Regions from separate parts of the Homo sapiens genome. Here region 2 is linked to region 1. A link is an interaction called in ENCODE POLR2A ChIA-PET data of the cell type or tissue named here. Cell type or tissue: A673. All regions are shown on one strand. Each heading gives the region's core, and the rest is flanking DNA. Links, peaks and the distances in the headings are about the cores only.

Region 1 (5,389 bases), core at 274-5,273:
CTTCCCCTGCCCGCATGAGTACTAAATACTAGGAATCAGATCTCAAAGAGTACACAAGAAGACTTACCACTATAGTTCCTCCATTCTGGTATCTTTTAGAACAACTGTCTTTAAACTAGGTCACAAAACAGCACTGAGACACTCATCCAGTCTTTACACTTCACCACCCAGGTATCAGGCCTGATGAAGAGTATATCATGCATAAATGAAGTCCTGCCCTCAAAGAGCTTATGGCTTATTAAATAAACAGGATATTCAAAATAGACACTTCCTAAATTCACAAAGGATTTATTTGTATATTCTACCTGATCATATTTACTCATTCTTAAATATTAACTGAGATCCTCCCAAAAATTAGATCTTTGTAACTTTCCTCCTCTCAGAAATCACTTGTATACTCATAAAAGCTTTTATTTAAAATTCCAATCACTTATAGGCAATCAACTACTTAATTCAAACCATAGCTATATTAATGTAGCCAAAAGCAAATCCAAAATTAGTCTTAATATTTAGCCAATTGGTGGCTATATTCAAAAGTTCGCTTAATATTGTAAATGTTCACCATGAAATATCATTTTACTGCATAACTTTGTAGCCAATAATTCAGCAAATATTACAAAAACACAGGACTAGTGAGGCAATCCAGCTACGACTATTCAGTGAGCTGAATATGTACAGCATTTTCAGCATCACAAAACTCAGTTCAGCATATACTCGCTGGACAACTACTGCTCCAAATATTTAATCCTCTCCTAGTTCTCCTACACATCAAAGTACTACTTTAAATGTCACCCTCAATCAAGACAGACAGCATATTCTTTTCTGATTCCATTCTTGAAGCCAGGGCCCAACTGTGATCCTCGATTACATAATTTTAAATCTAGATGACTGAAAAAAACAGTGAAAGAGTTATGGACACAAAGAAAGAAATAAGATTATCTTCTTAAATCTCCTAGCTATAGCACATTTTTAAGAGATCTGGACACTCTTTGCATGATCTAAAGTCAAATGTGTAATCGAAATTACTTTATCTTACAAACATAACTTAGTCCAAAACTAAAGTATAATTATAACTTAGATGTGACGAACTTAAATTACTTTTCCTTCTCTCTTTCATTGGAATCCAGAGCTCGGATGTAAATTAAAAATAACATCTTGGATGGCCTATATGATTTTAGACAAGTGATGCAAATTTTCTGGGTCTCTGTGTCATCTATAAAATGAGAAAATGGAATCAGACAGTCTCCTCTACTTCTAAACTTCAAAGACGTGAGTCAGTATATGTCACAGAGTTGTATATAGGAACCTTGCAAGCTACCTGAGAGTATGAGGTCATAAAGCAATTTTTAAGAAAGCATTTTTATAGGCCTAAAAAATGTATTAGAAGACCAAAATCAGGGTCAGATCTCAGACAGACATCTCCAGGAATCAGGAAAAGGGAAAACAATAAGCTCATCTCATTAAGAAATATTTCAGTACCTACTGCACATGATGTTTATTAAGACTTATCAACCTTTATAAACACCAACATATAAAGACATAAAAAAAACAGTACACCAGCTGGGCATGGTGGCTTACACTTATAATCCCAGCACTTTGGGAGGCCAAGGCAGGCAGATCACCTGAGGTCAGGAGTTTGACACCAGCCTGATCAACATGGTGAAACCCCATCTCTACAAAAAAAAATACAAAAAAATTACCCAGGCATGGTGGCGCAGGCCTGTAATCTCAGCTACTCGGGAGGCTGAAGAATGAGAATTGCTTGAACCCGGGAGGTGGAGGTTACAGTGAGCCGAGATCGCACCACTGCAGTCCAGCCTGGGCAACAGAGGAAAACTCTGACGAAAGAAAAGAAAGAAAGGAAAGGAAAGAAAGGAAGGAAAGGAAGGAAAAGGAAGGAAAGGAAGGAAGGAAGGAAGGAAGGAAGGAAGGAAGGAAGGAAGGAAGGAAGGAAGGAAGGAAAAACAACACACCAAATCAATTATTCATTAGTTAACTGAGACTTCTAGTATCAAACTGGTTTCAACTGTGATCTAAGCCAGGGATCTGCAAACTACAGCCTGTATGTCAAATTCAACCTGTCACCTATATTTGTATAGCCCACAGGTAAGAATGGTTTTCACAAAATGCTTTTTTAAAAAACAGAATATTTGTTGTTTATTTGATGATAGGGAACACTGACTCATAATCTCAATTAAGCAATTTTTTAAAAGTCTCAGCAAAGCTCTTGAGGCTTGAAAGCAGTAAACTAGCATCCATTATATGATGAGTCACTTTGATTTAAGTCCAAGAGTCATTAGCTACAAATTTATTTCTTTTTATACCCAAAAGACCTCTGATGAGCTGCCTCATTGCCCACAGACATTGACTTCAACTTCCTAAATGTATAAAAGTGATTATTTACACAGATTATAACTAAGATCCTTCTAAAACATAAAAATACATATCCTAGGAAATAATAAATATGTATGGAATAACTGAATAAATTACAGTCAAGGTATATCAACAGGGGAACAAAGAAGGACAAGAAATGAAAATGCTAAGAGATAAGAAGATAGGTCATACTTCTGGTACATATTTTCAATAACTAAGCAGTAATCAGTCACAGAACTTAAGGTAAAGCAATGTCAGTCTGGCAAAGAATTAGAAAGTCAGACACGAAAAATAAAAATTGGCCAGGTGCGGTGGCTCACATCTGTAATCCTAGCACTTTGGGGGGCCGAGGCGGGTGGATCACCTGAGGTCAGGAGTTCAGGGCCAGCCTGGCCAACGTGGCGAAACCCCATCTCTACTAAAATACAAAAATTAGCCAGCATGAGGCAGGTGCCTGTAATCCCAGTTACTCAGGACGCTGAGATGGGAGAATCGCTTGAACCCAGGAGACGGTAGCTGCAGTGAGCTGAGATTGCACCACTGCACTCCAGCCTGGGCAGCTAAGCAAGACTCCGTCTCAAAAAAAAAATAAATAAATAAATAAAAATAAACTAAAATCAAGATCTGTCAAAATCTGTCTGACTAGCATAAAATACTGAGTGTGTCTGAATAGGAATCTGTATTACAATAGAAAGCTAATGAGACTTTATCAACTAAAACTAACTACTTATTCTAGCTTTGGAACAGACATGTTCTGAGAATCTGTTTTTTTTTTTTTTTTTGAGACAGAGTTTTGCTCTGTTGCCCAGGCTAGAGTGTGGTGGTGCGATCTCGGCTCACTGCAAGCTCCGCCTCCCAGGTTCACGCCATTCTACTGCCTTAGCCTCCCGAGCAGCTGGGACTATAGGCACCCGCCACCGTGCCCGGCTAATTTTTTGTATTTTCAGTAGAGACGGGGTTTCATCTAAGAATCTCAAAGAGTGGAACACATGCTAAAGCTTTACAAGGACAGTTAATCACCTGAATAGATAGGAACTCTGCTTAAAACTCAAATATTATAGGAAGAACAAAGAGAAAAGGAGGCCAGGGTAATAAATACTACCCACAGTAATGTTTATGAAACACTGTATTAGAAGAAGATGTGGTTATTCCTTGGTTCCTCATGAGGGAAAAAAATCCTACGTAACTCAGACTAGTAAGTAAATCAAAACTTGTGTCCATGGATTGGTTATACTCAGTCAATTCTCTGGAAGGGCTAGAGTAAAAATGTCCAAAAGATTGTTCAGGAAGCAGAAATATGTGATTGATAACAGCCCAAGTATCAAAGTATAGTTTTAAAAAAAAACTGTGAAGAGATCAACATCCATCCCCCACAGGGCAATAAATGCTCGCTCAAATCGAGTGAAGACGATGCAAACTAAATTTAGTACTCAGCTAATAGATTGACACATACAGATGTGCACTCACACACAACCCAGCTACTAGTAAACCCAGAAGAAAAAGGGAAAAGTATATGGAGTAAAGATAACTGACATAAATTGGAGAAGGCTTCCAACTTTTATTGAAAACTAGGAGAAATCCACCATGAAAGTCTCATAGGTCAATTTCACAGGATGAGAGAAAACAGTTGGCAGTACTGTCATATAAAATGTACTATTTAAAAAACAGGCAAACAAAAAAGCCCCCAGGGCACATGGGCTGGGGAGAAGAGAAGTACATCACTCCATAACCACACTGAGGCCCTACCGTGTACATTCCTTATATGTGCCCTACCCAGTCAAGTTACAGATTCTAACTGCAAAGTTAACTCTTAATATTTCTTAATAGAATAGTACCTTCTTAGAAGATTCTTTCTTAAAAGACACACAGCAATGTACTTCACTGTTAAGGCTGTTCAAGGTGTTCAAAACTTAAAATCAGATACGGTATTCTATTATACTAATGACAAAATGTGATCAACTTTTTATTTAGCATAGTAATTGGGATCCGTAGACCCCTGGAGTTCCCAAGACTTTTTAAGGGAACTGTGAGGTCAAAATTACTTTTATGGTATTACTAAGATATTACTTGCATTTTTCACTCCATTGGCATTTGCACCAATGTTACAAAGCGATAGTGGGTAAAACTGCTCACACCTTAGTATTACGAATCAAGACCTGATGGTATTACTAGTAGTCATTGTATTTTTTCACCACTATGCACTCAAAAAAAAAAAAAAAATTCCCTGAAGAATATCCTTGAATGAAACAGAAAAGGTGATATTATGAAAATCTTAAATGTTCAAATACACATCTTTTTAATATGCTGTGTGTGTAACAAAGTGCTAAGTAACAGAGTTACTTCCGTTGCATACTAAAATGATGGTTGTCTCAAAAAACAGGACTGCAATGGTTTGAATTGCAAGTTACACTAGCCACTTTTTTCATGGAACAGCGTTTATACTTCAAAGAAGAAATGACAATATAGTTATTCAGACTGGGGATTTGGCAGACATTTTCCTGCAAATGAATGAAATGGCCAGGCGCAGTGGCTCACGCCTGTAATCCCAACACTTTGAGAAGCCGAGGCGGGTGGATCACTTGAGGTCAGGAGTTCGAGACCAGCCTGGCCAACATGGCGAAACCCTGTCTCTATTAAAAATACAAAAATTAGCCAGGTGTGGTGGCATGCACCTGTAATCTCAGCTACTTGGGGGGTTGGGGCAGGAGAATCGCTTGAACCCAGGAGGTGGAGGTTGCAGTGAGCCAAGACAGGACCACTGCACTCCAACCTGGGTGACAAAGAGAGAGTTTGATTTCAAAAAAAGAAAAAAAATACATTAGTAAGTAATACAAAATTTCCATTTTAATATCTGATACATTTAATATTGATAACTATAACCCACATAAACAAAAGCTCTTTGAGATCATCAATAAATTAAGATTGTAACAAGATCCTAAGACCAAAATGTTTGAGACCTATTGAGTCCCTCATGGCAATATTGGTGACAAATATTTTTGTCAAAGAGTTTCTCTGG
Region 2 (5,389 bases), core at 73-5,072, 1.0 Mb after region 1:
TCTCTTTTGACATTTCAATATGCCGAGGCACTTACACTTATTTTCATTCATTCTATTACTATGCAAAGATCCAATTCAGGAAGCTATTTTAAAAATATGGGAAAATTTAATTAATTTTAGTTGATATTTATGATTCTGTTAGCACATTATTTGTTATTAAGGTCACATAAAGAACTAATCATTTCTACTCTTATTCCAGAGGCATAGTGTGTATTACAATAACATAAATCATATTAATGTGAATGTGAGATTAATTTCAAAAAGAGACAAATTACATGCTTTGCTTAGTATTTACATATTGGATGTTATGAATTTATTCTTATTCATGGTAATAACATTAATTACAATAAATTTGTTTTATATTCATGTAAATGTCACACACTTCTGGAATTTGGCATCTATAATACATGAATAAATGGCCACTAGCTTTTTACTCTCGTATTTCAGATGTAGTTACTCAAATGAATAGTCACAAAATTAACAAGCTATGAAACCAGAAAAAAAAAACCTGATAGTTGAATTTTATTGATTTTTGTCACAATATCAAAATATATAATTTCTTACCTCTGGCACTTATTTAGTAATTTTATGTAATGAATTATTTATTAACAGCCAGTGGCCTAACTGGGAATTACTTTGATCTAGGTTGAGCACTTGAGGAAGCTGGTTTATGAAGGCTGTGTACTCAGTGAAACCAACATTGCTACTGAAACATAGTCTGGCTCTGTGTTTATTTCCCTTCACCTCTACTAATCTTGATGAGAGATAATGTGATACAATACAAAGAATTAAAATCGAAGAGTCAAGACACCAGAAAACCTGGGTTCAGATTTCAGTTGTACCACTTAAAATAGGCGTATCTTAAGCAAGTTTCTCAGCTTATGTAGATCTGTAAAACAGAGAAACTATTTAAATGTAATTCAATTTATAAATATACCTGGAACCCTCTAGGCAATTAATATTAATTGGATATGGATTTGCATCCTATGCCTTCCGTCTAACTCCTACTTTCCTTTTCTTAATCCTTTTAATTCACAATTGCTTTGTTAGATAAAAATCTCTTTCTCTGTTGTGTCCCTCCATGTTCTCATTAATTTCCTATCCAGACCGGCCATCTACATTTTTACTCTGTCAGCTAGGCTCCCAGCTCCTTAACAGTGGGGTCCAGTGACTCCCGCCACTCAGAGCAAACCAACCTATTTTTTCAGCCTCTTCCTGAAGCACTTTAGCTGCCTCACTTTGATGGAAACCTTGCTCTTCCTTAATCACACTGAAATCCTCAAAAACCTGCTGAAGAAAATTCTTTCTTCTCCAACCCTTATTACCACTTAATGAACCCCAGAACCAGCTTTCTCACTGGTGTCCTCTGTTCTCCCACAGCCCATCATTTGTACTACCACTTGGTCCAGCCTCCTGAGTCACTGCTGATATCATTTCCTGGTTTAAAAATCCTTGTTGGCTGGGCACGGTGGCTCATGCCTATAATCCCAGCACTTTGGGAGGCTGAGGTGGGTGGATCACCAGAGGTCAGGAGTTTGACCAACCTGGCCAACATGGTGAAACCCCATCTGTACTAAAAATGCAAAAATTAGCCGGGCATGGTGGCAGGCGCCTGTAGTCCCAGCTACTCAGGACGTTGAGGCAGGAGAATCACTTGAACCTGGGAGGCAGAGGTTGCAGTGAGCTGAGATCACACCACTGCACTCCAGCCTGGGCAACACAGAGCAAGACTCTGTCTCAAAAAAAAGAAAAAAAAAATTCTTATTGACTATTTGGGGCCAAAGATTTGTTATGACAAAGTCTAAGCTTACTTCATGGGCTTTAAAGACCTCTGTTAATCTGGCCCAAATCTATCTTTCTAATCTTAATCACTACATCTGTCTGCAAACCTTTTATTTTAGTGAAACTGAACTGTTGCTTATACATCTCTCTCTGTTCTTCCTAGACATGTTCACATTCTGTCTACTGAGAATGATTTTCATCCTAATCCCACATGTCCAAATAATACCCATTTGCCACATACAAACTCAAGTTCCACTTCTTTCTAAAGTTGTATTGGGTCATTGCGGGAAATCATCTATTTCCATAGTGTGTGGGCTCTGTGCCTCTTGTGGCCATCACACCTTTCTACCATGCATGCTACCAACTTACATACATGTCTTTTTCTCCTCATGTACTCTTTGCAGGACCCATATGTAATTCATCTGCAAATTTCTAAAAGAAAAGCACAATGGTTTGTAGAAAACAAGTTCTTCAATATGTGAGTGAAATGAAGTAGTTTTGTATTATTTAAACAAAACTTTATTTCCATGAATCTTGCTGGAAGAGTATTTGCTGCAGAAAATAGAAATTTATTATTTCTAAAAAAGAACCCTAGTAGAACAAAATTTAGGTGAAAAAAGATTATTTTATTATAAAGAGGTTGTGGTGAGCCGAGATCACACCACTGCACTCCAGCCTGGCGACAGAACGAGACTCCATTTCAAAAAAAAAAAATCTAGTTTTATACAGCTGCTATATTTATTATAAAGGTATAAGGACATCTCAAGAATGTAAGGTCTGGGAATTAGCAGGGTTTCACGGATGGAGTGTAATCAAAGGCTGGTACACTATGGGAAGACTGGGACATCATGTCTCTCCATCCCTCATTTGTGATTATTTCTGAGTGTCTGATGTTGTTTGATCTTTCTCTCTCTCTCCCTGTCTCTGAAAACTAAATTTTTCGCTTTTCAACCCATATTACAGATCTTGATTGCAACAACTTTTGAATTTTCACTTTTTCTATTAAAGAATATCTAGACTGCAACTCAAATCTCTAAGTTACTATTCCACATTCTCAAACAAGGACCCTAATGTACCTGGCAGGAATCAACTGCCCATCTTTCAGCTTGCCACCCTTGAATAGAGAGCAAAATTATACTATCAGACATTTTTGGATACACTAGTGTTTCTTCAAAATGGACATGACTATGGTATGCACCAAGGCTTCCTGTTGCACGCAGGGATGTCTATAATCACTGGCATCCTTTGGTAACAGTAGCTTCTCCAAAAAAGTGTGTGAGTGGCACAGGCTACCCAGTAGGTGCCCTTGCCAGTGGTTTGACTTCTGAAGTAATCTTCAGATTATAAAAAATTATTCTCTAGTTTTAGGCCGGGCACAGTGGCTCACACCTGTAATCCCAGCACTTTGCGAGGTCAAGGCAGGTGGATCATGAGGTCAAAAGATCAAGACCATCCTGGCCAACATGGTGAAACTCCGTCTCTACTAAAAAATACACAAATTAGCTGGGTTTGGTGGCGTGTGCCTTTAGTCCCAGCTACTCAAGAGGCTGAGGCAGGAGAATTGCTTGAACCCTGGAGGCAGAGGTTGCGGTGAGCCGAGATTGCACCACTGCATTCCAGCCTGGTGACAGAGCGAGACACCATCTCAAAAAAAAAAAAAAAAAAAAAAGAAAGTAGTTTTGTACAGCTGCTAGTTCTTCAAAAATATTTTAAGTACTGTGTATTTGCATTTTGTTCCAAATAGGATTCAAGTCAGAGTTATAGTTTTTGATGAAAATTTATGAAATCATTTTGACTCCTTGAGGCTATTTATCTTTGAGATCAGCAAAAGAACACTTTTGAAACTGAACCAGTTTATGAAATAGTTCTTCATCTTAAGATGAAGGTAGAGTCATCCAGTAAGTGTAAAGACACATTTTTCTTCCACAGGCTAGAGAGCAACTGATTCAACACAGCATTTCATGAGTGTGAAAAGAAAGATGAATCATCCTACTTTAAATGCAACTTTTGGCCATTACATCTCAGTTGGTTTGACAACAAGCTTAGAAATCATTTTTTTTTCCCCTAAATCTGTTGGATTCCCTTCTTTGACCAGAAGACAATCAAGTGAGGTGATCAAAGGGGTCATGTGTCAGAGGAAGGGGCAGCTTCTTCCTACATAAGGTAGAAGTATGAGGGAAGAGACTGATAGCACACCCAGGAAGTTCTTTTCCGGAACTGAATGAAATCAAAGGAAGGAAAGCAAGACTCAACTGGTATTAGGTAAAGGACTAGAACCTAGACAGGATCCAGCATTGACAGCTGAGTGGACTGGGAGGGAAGGGGAGTGATATGTTTCTATCTGTGTCCCTACCCAAATCTCATGTTCAATTGTAATCCCCAGTGTTGGAGGTGTGGCCTGGTGGGAGGTGACTGAATCATGAGGGTGGTTTCTCATGGTTTAATACCCTCCCCGCCTTGGTGCTGTCATCATGATAGTGAGTTTTTGTGAGATCTGTTTATATAAAAGTGTATAGCACCTCTCCCCTCTCTATATTGCTCCTGCTCCAACCATGTGAACTGTCTGCTTTCACTTTGCCTTCCACCATGATTGTAAGTTTCCTGAGGCTTCCCCAGAAGCAAAGCAGATGCCAGCATCATGCTTCCTGTATAGCCTGTGGAACCGTGAGCCAATTAAACTTCTTTTCTTTATAAATTACCCAGTCTCAGGTATTTCTCTGTAGCAATTCAAGAACTGCCTAACACAGGGCGTTAGGTAAGAAGGAGACTAGAGGATGAGAGGCAGCGTAACAGATAAGTGGGTGGTTGTCTGTAGACAAACCAAGATTGCTTATATTGTTTATTTACTCAGCTAGAACAGTCTTGCTTTGGTTAGTCAGCATATTTTTTAAAAGGTCTGGAACAGTATTGTGTTAGTCAGAGTTCTCTAAAGGTACAGAATAGGAAAGATGAATATACAAAGGGCAGTTTATTAAGGAGTATTGACTCACATGATCACAAAGTGAAGTCCCACACTAGGCCATCTGCAAGCTGAGGAGCAAGGAAGCCAGTCGGAGTCCCAAAACCTCAAAAGTACGGAAGCCAACAGTGCAGCCTTCAGTATTTGGACCCGAGAGCCTGTGGCAAATCACTGGTGTAAGTCCAAGAGTCCGAAAGCTGAAGAACTTGGAGTCTGATGTTCGAGGGCAGGAAGCACCCAGTATGGAAAGAAAGATGAAGCCAAAAGACTCAGGGAGTCTGCTCATTCCACGTTCTCTGCCTGCTTTATCCTAGCCATGCTTGCAGCTGATTAGATGGTGCCCACCCAGATTGAGGGTGGGTCTGCCTCTCCCAGTCCACTGACTCAGATGTTAATCTTTTTAGGCAACACCCTCACAAACCCACCCAGGAACAATACTTTGCATCCTTCAATCCAATCAAGTCGACACTCAATATTAACCATCACAAGTATATACAAAAGCTTACCTTCACATGGGTCTTCTGACATTGTTTGCTAGTGTTTGAGAGGTGGAGAGACATAACGAGTAGCAGAAGAGTGAAACCAGAATGGAAACAATTGGGACGTAGGCTGCTGGCTTTCCCCTCTGCCCCGTTACTAATGAGGGTA

Evidence for each region. ChIA-PET counts read pairs that join two places held together with the same protein. Peaks named below come from ENCODE experiments on the same cell type or tissue, not always from the same donor. Only the 100,000 strongest peaks of a DNase experiment are listed, where the experiment ranks them.
Region 2: POLR2A ChIA-PET joins it to region 1 with 5 read pairs; 2 of 35 experiments call an interaction of 5 or more read pairs at or near these places.

Annotation. Positions count from the first base shown.
Region 1 is chr3:177,067,894-177,073,282 of GRCh38, forward strand. All of the region lies in intron 2 of TBL1XR1 (TBL1X/Y related 1), which reads right to left. Among named protein-coding and RNA genes, the nearest start is that of TBL1XR1-AS1, 33 kb to the left of the region's middle. In A673, for the core only: no CTCF peak of the experiment used is centred there; DNase peaks (open chromatin) are centred at 1,928, 2,028, 2,298, 2,998 and 2 weaker places; H3K27ac peaks cover 5,000 bases.
Region 2 is chr3:178,116,427-178,121,815 of GRCh38, forward strand. No RefSeq gene overlaps it. Among named protein-coding and RNA genes, the nearest start is that of LINC01014, 300 kb to the right of the region's middle. In A673, for the core only: no CTCF peak of the experiment used is centred there; no DNase peak of the experiment used is centred there.